2 separate regions of the Homo sapiens genome follow, and region 1 is linked to region 2. Evidence: chromatin loops called from intact Hi-C (ENCODE). Cell type or tissue: ascending aorta. All regions are shown on one strand.

Region 1 (8,000 bases), 62 kb before region 2:
TGAAATCCCTACCTCAGAGGCCAGCCCTGCGTGTGCAAAAAGGTTCCAGTGTGCAAACACCTGCTCTATACACGAGGAGAGGCTGTGACCTCCTCAACTCCCTCAGTGGCCACTCTAAGTGACCGTGGTGGGGCTAGAAATATAGTCAGTGTAAAGGAGCCTCTTTTCAGACAAGGATGCGAAGGCAAATGTCACTTCATTTACAGCAACGGGCTTAGAATTCCCAATATAGCAACAGGGGAAGGCTGCCTACCCGCCCTCCCCAACCACACACACACACACACACACACACACACACACACACACACACACACACTGAGGGCCAAGAAGCAAGGAGGCTGGAGGAAAACCAGGAAGCCCGTTTAGGTGTCCAGACATTGACAGGGAAGCCGGGCAAAGACCTAGGACCAGCAGTGAAGGGACTTGTGGGGTATTTACTATGGATGGCGTGGTAAGCGAGGGGGACTTGTAAAGTCAGCTCTGTCCACAAGTACTGCGTGTGTGGCTTTGTCTTTTAATCTATTCACCAAATTTTAATGAATACCTTCTAGGTGCACAGAACTCTGCAGCTCTTGATTAACCCTAACAAATGTTGAATCCCAGCCCAACTTCCCAAATACACTGCCAAGCCTTGCATCCTTGATCTATCTGGAATTACTCTAGTGGCAAATAAACCAAATCCTTTGAAGAAGATTTGCCCTGCTTTTCCTGCCTTTGGCCCAGAGAGTCACAGAAAGGCCTGGAGGCAGATGCTACAGAGCCTTCAGATGAAGAGCTGGTGTGTGTTGGGCACCAGGGCCAGCCCATCACCTCTCTGTGCACATCTGAATCCCAAATCCTGTCTGGGGACTGAGCAACACGAGACACACAGCATCTCCAAGTCTTGGCCCCTTCTTCCGTAGAACAGAAGTTTCACTCTCATCTTCCAGCTCCAACGACTCATCTTAGTGCCCACTCCTGGGTTTTTCCTTCCCAATGATCTCCAGAAAGTCTTTGTGCTTTAGCGTCTTGTGAGATGAAAGAGCCCGTATCAGTGAACCGGTGATGAGAGCTCCCAAACTCTGTCTCTTGGCCAGCCCCAGCCTTCCCTCTAGAAGCTCAGTGTAGTCATTGATTCAAGTAGGTTGGTTAAAGCAGGGAAGCCTGATGATGACGCCAACTCATCAGCAGACACCCCTTGGAGCTGACACTTCTGGTTCTGAAGCATCTCTTCCTACCTCCAGAAGCTTTGTGCCTCCATGCACAATATATTGCAGGACTTACAGAGGATGACTCTCCGCTATGATTGGGCTTTCCCTCAAAAGCCATGCCACAAGAGCCTGTGTGTTCTGGAGCAGGGCACTCTCTTGGGCATGAGAAAGCTGGTGGATCCATCCACGCTTCAAGGGAAACCATTATGACTGACCAGAATGAGGGTAGAATCTCTGCCATAAGCTCTTCATAAAAATAACTGATCCATATAAAGTTCAAACCCAAAGCCTTGATATCATTCGACTACATCCTTTCAAATAAAACATCTCTTTTGTGCAAGAAGTGATTCATTCATTAAGCATTTTGACCTCATACTGTGTGCCAGACCACATACTGAGGACTGTGGATACAAAGATGAATGAAAGAAGCATTGCCATGGAGTCACTCATGGTGCAAACCACTAATCCTGTGAGGTAGCATGCATGGACGGTACTCTATGTGGGAGTGATTACTGCTACCAGGAAGGAAGGAGGATGCAGGAGAGGCCTCACTGAAGAGGTTGTATCAGTCAGGGTCTTCCTGGCAGAATGCAGAACACACTGGAAAGGAATGACAAACAGAGCCTAAAGAAGGTGCAGGGGTGTGGGCAGTGCCATGAGAGCCAACAGGGCACCGGGAGCAGCAGGAAGCCACTAGACCTCTAGGCCCAAGGAGTCAAGTGGATGGAGTGAGTGTGGGATACCCAGAACCTGCAGATGGCTGTGGCTGTGGAGAAGGGCTGTTACAGGACTGGGACCTAGGAAGAGGGATGCACCCACTCCCCAAATCACAAGGAGGACTGTGAGCACCAGGACCTTGCTCTCTGGTCTCTGGCTAGTGCAGGATTCATGGCTGAAGCCAACTGGAATCCAGAGAGAATGGAGCCTGAGTGATGGTCTCTGGGACAATAAGCAAGGAAGAGAAATGAGGAGAATGGATCTGGAGGAGACAGCAGAATGGCCAGCCTACAGAAGTGAGAAGAAAGCATGTTGTGAGAGGAAATTAATGCGGTGGGCGGTGGAAGACTATGGGGAATGGAGATCAGCAACCATGTGTGGCTGGAGCTCAAATTTGGTGTGTGTGGTGGGACACAGGTGGCAGGGAGGAGAGGAGCTGGGGATGAGGCTGTCGATGCAGTCAGGAGTCAAGGATGTTGTGCAGGAGGCCAAGACGGTTAAGCTTTGTGCTGGCTGCAGTGAAAACCATGGCAGTTTTATTTTGGTTTTTGTTTTAAATCAGGTGTGATTGGATCTTTGTCTTAAACATACAACTGACTCCACCATGGAAGGGCGTGAAAGGGGAAGAGACTAGAGAGCAGGGACCAGGGATCATTGCAGTCATTGCAGTAGAGATGGGAGGACTTGAACCATGAGGGAAGTGAGGTTGGAGTAAAAGGGCATGAGGGAAGAAATCATTGCAGCTTGAAAATAGCAAAACTGGGACCACAGAAGGGAAGGCCTCTGCACTCTAGTCCCAGAAGCAGCATTGCAAAGCAATCTGGCTTTGGACCAGACATTTCAGTTCCCCTACCAAACAGCTGAGACAATAATCTTGTCATTGCCCACCTTACAGGATTTTAGGGTCAGGCTCAAATAACAGAGGTACTTCGTAAAAGTAAAGGGTAAGACAAAGGAAAAGTGGTACTGGGGTCATTGTCATGGTTAGTGGGGCCTTGCTGATAACAATGGTTTTGTGATACCGTGAAGTTGTAATAAAAAATGCATGTACAGAGAACAGTAGCCCTTTCCTTCGGGCCTGGGAGGTGGGTGATTCACCCCGAACGCATTCCTCCCCAGGACCCCTCCTTTGTCACCTGGATTTTCTGAGCTCAGCTAGCTGATGCATATTTATCAACTCAGAGGTCTGATCCCCTGGCTGGTCAGTTACCTTTATTCATGGAAACAAGTCAAAAATATCTGTTGAATGGTGACTCTTTTCTGCTAGTTTGTGTACTGTTGGGCAGAAGAAAAAAATGGTTGCGATATGGCATTTAACCATCAGGTGTCACCCAAGGACCATGTCCAAGATTCAGCTCTGCCTTCTAGCCTTTGATGGAAACTCATCCCCTTCCCTCCAAAAAAAAAAAAAAAACACACACAAAAAAAACAAAAAAACAACAACAAAAAAACCCTAATCAGGAGAACCAGAGAAGACGCTCCAGGCTTTGAAATAGTTTTCTATGGGATACAAGTCTGTGGTGACAGAATAAGGGCAGAGGGCCTAAAACTACACTCGTTGTGATGGATGGAAATGAGTCAGGAAAAAGAACATTCCAGGGTTGATATGCGCTCGCCAATGGAATGGAGACTTCCATCTTTAGAGGACTTTCCAAATGATAGCCCCCTTTAGCAGTCTAGAGACAGGCGATGGGAAAGCCAGCTTCTGCAGAAACCTGTCATTGCTTCCAACCCAGGAGGCATATTTTGGAGCACATGAAGGTTGGTTTATTCTTGTGATTTTAGGGCCTGTCTCCAAGCTCTGAAAGTTCTTGCAGCTCTTGCTACCTAGTTTAGGAATTTTAGAAAAGATAAGAGAAAATGTGGGCAGAAAAAAAATCTGAAATTGTGCACTACATTCCTTTCATTTAATAATTATAGGTAAATTTGACTGAGTACATAATACATGCACAAAGCATTTTACAGGAACAATCTGATTTCATCATCACAGCAAACCAATGAAGTGGAGGCAATCCTCATTGCACGGAGTATTAACTTGCCCCAGTCCCACAGCAAGTAAGTGGCAGAGTTGGGACTTCTACTCAGTTAGACCTCAAAGCTCATCTTCACACCTACAACATGTGGGAGCCTCCTGGTGTGTGCTGGGGATGGCATGGCTGCTGTGCCAGGGGCTGGGCATAGAGATTGATGAGACACAAGTTTCTGACCTTAAGGGAATCTGGAAGATGACTGACACATGAATGAGATACAAGGTGCCAAGACTAACATACAGTGCTCTAACAGCCCAGAGGATACACCAGTTAATGGCCTGAGGGGTCATCAAGTAAAGTTTTGAAAACCTGAGAGGCAAAGAAGGCCATTCCGGGCACAGAGGAGAAGTGGTGCCAAGACACAGAGGCATAAGCTTACACAATGTCCAGAAAGAAGGTTAGTACATGATGCATAAAAAACAGAAGGAGATGAAATTAAAAGCATCAGTGAGGGTTGACACATGTATAGCCCAACATGGGGGTTGGATTTTCAACATCAAGGCTGGAGGTGGTGGTTTGGGCCAATGCGTTTTGGAGGATGGGGAAGGGAGAGGTGCTTTGCAGAAGGACGATGGTGTATGTTCCCACTGGCTGCACAGTCCTGAGGGCTTTTCCACCCTCCCATGGTGAACCTGAGCAAGTTCTTGGTACCTTAGTCAGGGGGGAAGGAAAAGGACATCTTTCTATGTTAAAATGAATGAAGAATAAATCAGAAATTTGAGTACCACTTTGGAAACCTACTGGGAAACTCCAGCTTATCTACTGAGGTTCCTAAAGGACCAAAGCCTCAGGCTCCTAGACAAAGCTTTGTGAAGCATAGGCAATGGTCAGGGCACAGTGGGAATTGCAGAAGGATGGGGCGCTGGCACTGTGGTTTTTAGGGACACTGCAGAAGAAGTTTCCTTTGGAACAAAGAGCTCCCTATTAAGAGTCAGGAACTAGAGTCTCAGCTTGTATTTGCCATCATTCTACATAAGTAGGAATCTCACCTGTGCTGGGGAATGCTTCCTTTTCACAGAATGGCATCTGAGCTAACACATCTTTTGTCTTTTGTTTTCTCTAGACTATTTCTTAATTTAAAGAAATTAAGGGCTCCGATATAGGGCCCTGAAATAGTCAGAAAGGCCAATTACTGAATGTGGGGAACCACAGAACCAAGAGAAAAATACAGTAACAACATTCTAGCGTGTGTGTGTGAGTGTGTGTGTGTGTGAGTGTGTGTGTGTGTGTGTCTGTTTCTCTAATCTTTTTCCTGTTCTCTAGGTAGAAAAATTCTTATTCTCCAGATAGTCTTCCTAGACACAATATTCCTGACCCTTGAAGAAACAATGTGCCCGCAGTAGCCTGACCCTTTAACACGCACTCGGCCTTCTTCTTTCACTCCCATGCTCCCTCCGCTGGAGCAAGGTGAGCCTTATCTGCCCCCTCTCCCACCCGGCTGTCACAGAGTGCCAGCTTATCCCTCCTGACCTCCATGGCTTTATCTTGCTTAAGAAGACAGATTTGGCAGTCCCAGAAATCAAAACATTTCTCTGTCTAGATTCTGCTGACCAAGATACAATTATCTCTGACCCATTAAATGCATTAAGTGGTTTTTATTATTATAGAAATAATTGCATGCCCATGATCTTAAAAAATAGCTACATCACAGAAAGACATGAAACAAGAAAATTCTCCCTCCTCTGCCCTCCAGAGATAACCGCAATGACTAGTTTCTGGCTTTTGTTCTTCTCATGGTTACCATCTTAGTAGAAAACAAAATGTTTATGCTTCTATTGCTGATTTACCTAATTTTAACAGAAATTGTTGTCTACCAAGTGTCACAGATAGGGAATTTGTTGAATTCTGCAACCTCATACCCTCTCCTCGCTGGATCTTAATTTTTATCAGTAACTATTTTAATTTTTCCCTAGTACTTATCTTTGTGACATTAAATAACATACCTAAAATTACTTTAAACATAAATAAACTTTTAAAATACTTAGAATTTTAAGATTAGTATTTCCTTGCAAATGTGGACAGTATCTGTTAACCTCTCTCTATGAAAGATGAGAAATTCCTTTTTCCTCTTTTCTATCTCTCAAAATCCCAATGTATTGTGTTATTTCGTCAATGTCGACAATGATCCTATTCCACGCCAAAGCATACCTTCTATCTGAAATTTTAACATTAATAAAACCCTGGTTTCTCTTGTTCGGTGTTAAGGGCTTCGCACATTAATACTGGTCTACAAAGGAAAATCCCCACAAACTAGCTGATACCCCCCTTCCGTTTCTTGAACTCCTCTACCTCCACCTCAATTACGTCATAACAGATAAAGCTGGATATATCTTTGAAACCATAGAAAGCTGAAACTGGGATAAGCAACTTGTATGGCTGGAGAAGAAGGGAGATTATTTCCCCACCCTCAGGCGTCCTCAGGGAAGCCGAGGATTCTCATCCAAAGCTTCCCTCCGCCCTGCTGGGTCACCAGACGGTCACTGTCCATCCGAGCACTCCGCCAGCCAATGGGGAACTGTGAAGAGAGACCCAAGCACGTTCCCAGGCAGGGGAGGAGGGGCTAAAGAGTGGCAGCCTCCAAGGATGGAGCGTCTTAGGAATGAAGCTCCTAGGTGCCTCGGTCCTCTCGCCATAGAGCAGGGAACACAGAGAAAAGGGATTTTCCTGTCTGCCGCTTTTGGTTCCGCATCAGTAGAACCCCATGGGAAAGTCTGGACTGGTGAGAGATTCTCTCTGCTAATTCCAATAAATGGCTTTCTTGTCTAGAAAGGAATCATGCAACACGGTGTCGTCTGGGACTTAGAGTTATGGACATGTGCTGAGCTGGGCTAGCGTAAGCTTGCACCTCAGCAGATAAAAATGCCAAATAACATACATTTAAAAAATACATACGTAGTTGGGCTTACAAGAGGAAGAAAAATCCATAGATGTCTGAAATGATTAATTGAAAGCCAGAATGGGGAGATCTCTTACTGAAGCAGTTCCCAGTGGAAAGGTGGCTTGGGGTAAGGAATGTCTAGACCAGACCTGAACTGGGCCCACAGGCTTCATTCATCAGACACCAGGGCAGGAGAGAAGGCCATAAGGATCTGGCTCTGAGAACCCTATGCTAAGCTATGATCTTCAGTAAAAAGAAACTACAAAATCTCCTACTCATTCGCAAAGGGCAATGACCTCAGTAAAAAGTGACTATGCAATCTCTACCCTCCAGCTCAGGGAGCTGGCAGGGATGTTTGTCTTTACTTGGAGTTCTGGGTGGGAGAAGGCTCCCATGAGAAAGCAAAAATCTGCAAGGCTGTGTTCAACAAGACTTTGGTGTCCAAAAATATACTATACACATGATGAAGGAGGACATCAATATAGAAATTGGTTCTGGGCCACGATCCTCATTCTGAGACCTTTTGCGGAAGCCAAAGCCCATGCTGACCAGCAGGGACCCTATAGCCAAGTGGCCCAGGATTTGCATTTAAACAGTTCAGGTAAAGATGAGCTCAAGAGAAAACCCTACAGACCACCTTGAGAAATGGCATGAGAGTCAGCAAACATGTTAAACACCTGACATAACAATGGAAGGGATGGAAGCACCATGAGAGTTACCTCATCTACACCTGACCTCCTCGAACAAAGCTGCCCCCAAGACATCCCAGGACAAAAGCCGGAAATTCCAAAAGGACCAGGCACCTTACAACCCAGCCCCACTCCTTGTTTGACAGCTGAGGACTCTGAATCCCAGGGAGCAACTCGTGGTTGTGTGGGAGACCGTGATTTCACAGGACAGCTCGGGCTTCTAAGGCCACAGACGGGCTTTGAGGTTTCAAAACTGGAGGTGGGGTGGCCATGGGGCGGTATAGGGAAGCAGTTGTAAGATAACCAGGGAATCATAGCATGGTTTGTTATGGCTTCAGAGCTGCCACGGTGGAAGGATTCAGGTGGGTTGACTTGAGCCTTCTTTTCAAGGGGCAGAAGCCGCGTTGCCCTGATCGCCTCATCGAGTAGCCCGACCCTCCCTCCCCATCCTTCCAGATATCCAGATGTGTGTCTTCCACATTACAAATTCTGAATC
Region 2 (8,000 bases):
GGCCCTCTCCCACTCCCCAGGCACATACACAGAATCACACAACTCTATGAATACACATGCAGGCAGTTGTGAGTAGACAAAAATATATGCAGGGCTAACTATTTACACAGCTACACCTGAAATCAAACAGACCCACACCCACTCTTGAATATTCTCCGTCACAATTTCCCACTATAGGGTTAGAGATCAAGCGAACCTTGACCTCTTTCCTACTCCCAGCCCTCTTCTTCACCAAGGTTATGACGGCAGTCATGGGATCCAAGGATCCAAACACACACGTTTATTGAGATGTTTATTGAAATTCCAGGTGTGGGGAACATCAAGAATAAGAGAGTCCCTCCCGTGAGGGGCTTAGGTCTAGTAGAGGAAGGAGATGCACACAAAGCTACAAAGTCACATGAGAAGTGCTCTAACTGAAGTGAGCACAGGAAATTGGACCTATTTGTTTGATCCTGAGATCTGGACAGAAGGCAATCCTCCTCCTTCCTTCAGAGGATACAATGGAGACCCAGAGCAATCTGCTCAGCACCAGTAAGCTGGAAGCCATGCTGCCTTCCACCCAATTCTCTGTGGGGATGCTGTGCTGGTTTCAGTCCCTGGGTCCTGCTCCTAGTTCAGCCTCTCTTGCTTGCTTCTCAGATGTGTCTGGTGGTAGAAGTTGAGGAAGAGAACGAGGAGGCTGAGGGCTTACAGGAGCACAGATGTGTTGAACCCAACAGGGAAGGGGCACTCAGTGAGGAGACTGTAGGAAGAGGGGGCAGCAGTGGCCACAAACTGACCCTGGGCAAAAGAAAGCATGAGAAGAAAGAGAAGGGAGAGCAGTCAGTTTTTTCCACCCCATGATCCCAAGAATCTTCTTGACCCTTCTCCTGGTCGTGGTTTCCCCAATTCCCCCATCCAGCCATGTCATGGTGGCCCTGATGATAAACTCAGTCTATCCAGAGCCCCGTATGGGACACTTTAGGCTGTCATCACCATCTGGGGGGCAGTGGTTCTCCCAAAACTGCAAGACATCCAGGCACCTGGAGGGTGCAATCGGTGATCACAGACTCACAGGATATTAATGCTTAGAGGTCATCTGGCTGAGGCCCTCATTTTATAGATAATGACATTGAGACCTGAGCATGGAAGCCATTTGCTCAAAGTCCCACACTGTGCCAGTGAGTTAGGGTTAGTTCCAGGATCTGATGAGATGGCTACCGAGGCCCTTGCAAGTTAGGAAGCTAAGGAAGATCTAAGGATGAGAGGGCTTGTTTATGGGCAGATGCCAAGTCACTGGTATAGAGTGACAAGCCAAGAATAGAACCAAGGGTTCAGCCAAGGCCCCTGGAGCCAATGAGATCTCCTTACCAGCTGTAGGGTGGTAAGATATCATTTCCACCAGAAGCAGGGCCACATAGAAGGCCACAACCTGGCCAGTCCATGAAGACATGGACCAAAGAATTAAGCATCCCTATGAAGAAGGCTGCAGAGTGGGGTGTGGGGAGATAAAGGAAAATAAGTGGAGCTGGGCTTAGCTGTGGTGTGGGAGTTCTCTTTGATGTTTCAATCCTCCAAGCTGCAGAGAGCACCTCTGCAATCTCCACAGAGAATCCCTGGAAAGACCTTATCCTGCAGAGGTCCGGCATGAGCCATCTGAGATCGTGATGATGGAGGGCTGGAGTTATTGAGATGCTCAATGAGAATGTTTCTACTACCTTTGTGTTCTCTGGGCTGATGGCTATGAGCATCTCCCAGCAGCCACCTCCCCATCCCAGAGAGGGGTAGCCCGAGAGCTCTGAGGAGCCACAGGGACAAATGGGAGCAGAGGCCTGGTCTCATGACCTCAGGGAAGGGAAAAGTTAGAGACCAGCCATGATATTCCAGGGATGCAGGTCTCCTGAGCTGGGACTCAGCCCAGCAGACCAGCCCAGCAGACCTGCCTTACTAGGGCCTGGAGCAGGGCCGTCCACGGCGCGCATCACTTACCTGGCTGCCTGCTACATATTTGACTCCAGCCCACCCATCACAGGGCATGGTGCCATGGTGGTAGAGATGCAGGAAGGTGGGCTGCTCTGGCTTCATTCATAAAGTAAAGAACACCTGGAGAGGAGGAAGAGATGGCATCAACTCTGGAGGTCTCCTTTCTCCAGACTTCTCCAGGGGCCTCAACTACCCCTTAGAGTGGGATATGGTAATTCTACCTGTTTTACTGAAGAAGAGAGTAAAACTAAAGGGAAATAACAACAGTCAAACACCAATTTATGACCTACTGTGTGCTTTAATTGAAGCTTTTGAAATTCAAACCCTCGCAGGATCTAAGGTCTCAAAGTGTGAAAGCTTCAGGTGGTCTTCTAGATGCTGGGCAGGGCTGTGTGGTGGGAAGAGGAGGGAAGAGAACACTATTCTACTTTATGTGTATAAAATAATCACTTAAATACCACATAATTGTGTGCAGTTTATACTTCTACTACTTCCATTTTTCAAGAAAAAAAAAAAAAAAAAAAACAGAGGCACAGAAAGGTTAAGTAACTTGCCCAAAGGCACACAACTAGTAGGTGGCCAAACTGGGATCAGAACAGTCTGGCTTCAGAGACTGGGTTCTTTCCAATGTCCGATCCTTGCCCCCCAGGCCACCGGGGTAAGAGTTCAGGTGTTGAACAGTCAGCCCAAATCCGGACACCCACACAACACATTCCCACGTGATCTTTGCTCAGATCATTTTGGCAAGAGACTGAGAAGAAAGAGTACCCTCTTTTCATCACCAACCACACCAACATTATGCTCTTGCCCCACCCTGCTTAATCCCACAAGCTCCCTGGCCTCACCAGCAAGGTTTCTTCTCATTAACATGGAAGGATGGCTTTTGCCGTTGGATGACCCTTGCTATATCATGTCAGTTTTAAAATTTGTTTAATTTTCCATTTTAATTTTACCTGGAACCTGGATACTAATGGGGCAAATGCCTACTCCTACTTCTGTTGATAGAAAGCAGGGACCAGGGGAGCCGGCAGAGAGGGATGCTACCTCAGTGGCTGAGCATCCTCCCTCAGCCAGGTACTGGACCAAGGCTTTACTCTGAAATTAGTCTCTGGCATGGCTGCCTGGGCAAACCTAGAGAGCATTCTTGCTGGCAGAGTCAGACACCACCCCAGATTTGGCTGACGGATATACAGGAGCCCATGGGTCCGGGATCTTACCTGTCAAGCAATTCAACGTCCTTTGGAAAGAGGCACCAGCAGCACACGCTCGCCATCTGCTGGGCAGGAAGGGGAAGTTCCATCAGACTGCAGTCCGGCTGGTGCCACGGCTTGGCCCACCTGGGCTGGGTTCAGCCCCAAATCCTCACTGTTCTACGCACCGCTGATTCCACAGTGCCTACCTTCCTGTCTCCAGGAAGATGCCTGTTCGCACAGGAAAGAAGGGGAGAAGCTACTGGAGTGACCACAGAAGGACTCTCCAAATGTGCCCCAGCCCAGAACCTTGGAATCTAATGAGCATGTGGGCATCTTGTTCGTTGAAAAGAAGATTCTTAATCAGTGTGCCTGGGGTGGAGCACAGATTCTGCATTTCCAACAAGCTCCCAAATGATGCTGCTGGCCCAAGGATCATACTTTGAGTCACAGGACATGAGCCCATCACCAACATCCAGTGACTCAACATCCATATCAGCTGGTGAGAAGCCTTAGCTACCTGGAGACAGGCTTCAGCTAGAGTCTTTTGTTCTGCTTCCAGTTGAAACAGAGAACAGCTAACAGTGATGAAATCACTACCACCTAGCTACCGCTCAGTGTGTGCCGGCCCCTGTGCTAAACACTTTCATATATTATCTATCATATATTATCTGATTCCGTCTTCCTTCAATCATTTCGCTTTATAAAATAGGTATTATTATCTCAATCTTATAGATAAGAAAATTGAGTCCCAGAAGAGTTAGGTGTGCCACCCAGAGTCACACAGCAAGTAACTGGCAGAGCTGAGATCCAAATTGATGTTATCTGACTCCAAAACTAGCTAGTCCCCTGCCTCTCATCAAAAGGCTCAGGTGATACCTCCTTGACCTCCGATTGTTATGAAGTTGTTCCTCCTAACCCTCTCCAGGCTTGCTTCCTGCTCCCTGCCATACCCTCATTCCATGCTTTCTCCATCTGTAGTCCACTGGCTGGCAGAAGTAGCTGCAGTTAGCCAGCAGCGGGGTGACCATGACCTGAGAGGAAAAGGAAAGAGGAAAAGACCAAGTCATAAAGCCTGCTGCCACCATGGTGAGCCCCGACTGGCTCGGGCTCCTGAACACCAACACCCCAATGCAACCTCTGCTGACACTTGGTCAACAACTGCTAAAAAGAAACTCCATGGGGTGGCGAGGTTAGAGGCGGCAACTTGCATATATCTTGCTGGTCTCTAATTTTTTAATGTGAGCAAATATAGGCTACAACCCTACCCCGGGTGCCTACTATGCATGAAAGCCTGAGGTGGGTGCTGGAGACACCAAGGTGGTCCATACGCCAGCCCTGCCCTAAGGAGCTCAAAGCCTGGCTGAGAATGTAGAAAAAAATCCTAACCTTACAGGTTGGTGCTAGAGGAAGAGTAGAAAATAGCAGGTGTTCCAGGAGTCGGATCAAAGAATGAGGCGGCTTTGGGCAGACAGAGGGGAGGGAGTGGGAGTTTCATGCCAGGACAAGAGTATGTGGTACCTGGACCTGAGGGGCTAACTAGGAGATCAGCGGGACTGGTGCGGAGGCTCTGACCAAAGGAGAAGCTGGCCACAGAATTGGAGAGACAGAATTGTGAATAAAGGGTCTTGAAGCCTGTTGTAAGGAGCTTGAATTTTATCATTTATTGATTTATTTGACAATAATGTGTTGAAAGGTACAAAGCATTTCTCCATGCTGGGCACTGTTCTGAGCACTGGATCTCATTGATAAAACCAAACAGATACAAATCCCTACCTTGGGGGACATGGCATTCTGGCCATATATGCAAAAGGACCTACTGAGGTTTCTGAGCAGGAAGCTGACTGTGGGCGTGGCAGAGTTTTCAAGGGACTGGGGTGGCAGGAGAATGCCTGGTTGCCATAATTAAATGACAAATTCTCTAGGGCATGCCTCACGTCTCATGAGTTATTGGCAGCCCTCATGTGCTACCAGACAGTACGCTGGGTCTGTCTGTAAACGGATAAATAAGACAGAGGCCTTGCCTTTGAAGTACTTGCCATTTGGGAGGGGAGAAAGACACATACGAAAGTGGTGACACAGTTGGAGAAAGACACAGTCAGTGGGGGGTCAGTATATCCTTAATAAGCTCCTAAGGTGGGGGAGGTGTCTGCGGGGTTTGTCAATTCCTATGGTGTAAATACTGCCACCAGGGTGGAGGGACTTCAAGTTATTTCGCACAAAGTCACTGAACATGAATTTGCGGGGAGACCCACACCTGGTGCTCACCCGCGGGTAGAGTGGCTCCAGCCCACCTCAGAAAGTCCAGGACTGTACCCAGAGCTGGGAATGGCTAAGCAAGGAAACAAATAACCTGGCCGTAGAGGAGTCAGGGACCGCTTCCTGTGAGGCGACAACTGACCTGAATCTAAAGGATGTGCAGGAGTTTGTCAGGAGATTGGGGGACAAGAGCAATTCTGGCAGAAAATCAGTGATGTGCCCAGGCCTGAGGACTTGCTGAGCATGGCTGTGTGGGCTGGCGAGCAGGCCTGTGCTGGATGAGGGTGGTGTGCAAGGCTGCTGAGAGCATATAGAGGGAGACGAGGCGGAGTGGAAGACAAGGCCAGAGAGGACTCTAGAGGGCTTCATGTGTCCATGAAGGGGGTTCAGCCTCAGCCTCTGCGGGATGGGAAGCATCAGAGGCTCCTAGCAGGCAGTGGAACCATCCTCCCTGTGCTTGGGGTAGATTATTGTCAGTAGGGTGGAGGATGCACTGTAGCTCAGCAATAAGAAAGGAAGAGACGAAGAGGAGTTGGAAGAGATGGGGCTGTCCGGACCTGCTTCTTCTGTCTCCTCCCTGCTAACTCACCAACAGGTGGAAGAGATGGAGGAGGAGGCTGCAAGCTGTTCAGTCAGGGTGCCTGGTTTGCACTCTGCCTCTGTGCCTTGCCACCTGCTAAGTTACTTAACCCCTCTGTGCCTCAAACAGTGCTATCATGAGGATTAGATGAGCCAATCCTCATAAAGTGTCGACACCAATTCCTTGCCTGTAATCAACATGGAAACACATCTGTGATGATCATTACCACCTGTGAAAAGCTTTTCCTGACATCCTCACCCCTGGACCAGAGACCAGGTTACTGCCCCATCCTGCCTGCCCTTGGTGCGTGATACATCCTCTCTGTTGCCCACTCAACACACTGCATTGCAACTGCCTGTGTCCACACCTGTCTCCCCTCTAGACTGTGAGCCTCTGGAGGGCAGGGGGGCCTTATCCAACAGGGATTCTGCAGGCCAAACACAGCCTGGCACGAAGCATATATTTGATATACACCTGCTGAATGACTGTTTACAAGGTCTGAAAGGAATACCAGATTTGGGGATCAGAAAACCAGGCAGAGATGAACAGAGCCCAGGTGGAAACAGGAGACTGGGGATCCACATGAGGTGGGAGGGATAAGGAATTCCACTCTGGCTTGCCACTGACCTGTACTCTCTCATGTGAGGAAATGAAGAGTGAAAGTTTGCAACAGGGATTGAGCAGCCAACGATGGCACAGAATCCCAGCTCCTGCATGTGACCCCATCAAAAAGGCTTTTCAATTTTCTATGTAGGAATATCATGGTTCTACTTATCCCTTGGTCAGCCCTCCAAAAAAAGATCCTAGAACTCTCCAGGAACCCCAGCCCACCAGCCTTACCTCCCAGAGGCACCCTAGGAGAACCACCAGGCCCAGGTTGTAGGCAGTGAGGGCTGTGCCAGCCCCAGAGGCTCCTGTTGGGACACGAAGCAAGGCCTGACGCCACCAGGAGAAGATAGAAGACAAGGAGGAGGGTGGCAGGGAGTGGCAATGCACCAGGAGCCAAGAATCCATCCTCAAGCCTAGACAAGCAGAGGAGAAGTGATCACCGGGCCAGCCACACTGCCCATTCACCCCCAGTCCCTCCCCACAGGAACTCCCAAGGTCTTGTTCATCCAGCCCTTGTTCCCAAAAAGCCTGACACAGAGGCTGGCTGAGGAAACAAATGAAAGCTCCCACTGGATGGCATTGTCTCCTGCCTCTGCTTTCTAAGGCCCAGGTGTATTTATTCCAGAGCTTTTCCAGGGCACTGGCCATTGTGAGCACCTATAAGTAGAAGCAAGATTTGGGTCTTGTTCAAACCACCAACTCATCTACTTTCCTTTCCCCTCCTCAGTAACACAGTTGACTGAGAGTCCACAAACCGAAGTTCCTCAGTCTCTCCCATAGGACCCCCAGCTATGGGGTTGCCCCAGTACTCCTGCCTTTAGACACTGGATCACCACCTTCCATGCACTTTGGGGAGCCTCCATCGGCCACAACTTTGTGTCAATCCTCATACCTTTTGCTGCTCTACTTGAGATTTCCAGCTTCTGGCAGTGGCCTCCAGATTGCAGGGTACAAGAGACATGGATGTGGCTACTATGCAGCAAGAGGGGGACAGGGGGCAGAGAGGCACGAACGCTTCCCCTTTCCCTCCTCTCTCGCGCACAGTGCCTCCCCTCCCAAGCATCCCTGGCTCCTCCCACTTGTCACGGGGCTCAGCCACACCCAGTCCCTCCACAGCTTGACTTACACCTCTGGCTTCTCCCAGGCTCCTCTGCGCAGCGAAGAAAGCGGCTCCGGCTGGTCTGGTCCGGTGTTGCCAGCTGGTGGTGGGTTTGAGCGAAGGGTCCTCTGGGCTCCAGGGTGCAGGACGTGACTCACGGGTGGCCCCACCCTCCCAGAAGCGCTCTACTCCTGTGCTCTGATCTGTTGTCGACTCCAGCCCCAGCCCCTACACACAATGCACACACACAGGCACTCACACGTACACATGCACACATGCACACACACACAATTATTGAGAA

What was found. A loop is a pair of places that touch in the nucleus more often than their neighbours do. Peaks named below come from ENCODE experiments on the same cell type or tissue, not always from the same donor. Only the 100,000 strongest peaks of a DNase experiment are listed, where the experiment ranks them.
Region 1: a loop joins it to region 2, with 10 times the contacts of the local background. A loop is called at or near these places in 93 of 110 quality-filtered maps.

Annotation. Positions count from the first base shown.
Region 1 is chr12:5,079,664-5,087,663 of GRCh38, reverse strand. No RefSeq gene overlaps it. Among named protein-coding and RNA genes, the nearest start is that of KCNA5, 40 kb to the right of the region's middle. In ascending aorta, CTCF peaks have their summits at 3,030 and 3,230 (motif pointing right); a DNase peak (open chromatin) is centred at 3,493; H3K27ac peaks cover 4,135 bases.
Region 2 is chr12:5,017,874-5,025,873 of GRCh38, reverse strand. It overlaps LOC100507560 (a long non-coding RNA gene), which reads right to left. Exons shown (of 7, transcript NR_187676.1): 1 at 7,493-8,000; 2 at 6,832-7,013; 3 at 4,032-4,186; 4 at 3,180-3,383; 5 at 2,253-2,350; 6 at 1,969-2,082; 7 at 280-780. Among named protein-coding and RNA genes, the nearest start is that of KCNA5, 22 kb to the left of the region's middle. In ascending aorta, a CTCF peak has its summit at 3,232 (motif pointing left); a DNase peak (open chromatin) is centred at 3,195; H3K27ac peaks cover 901 bases.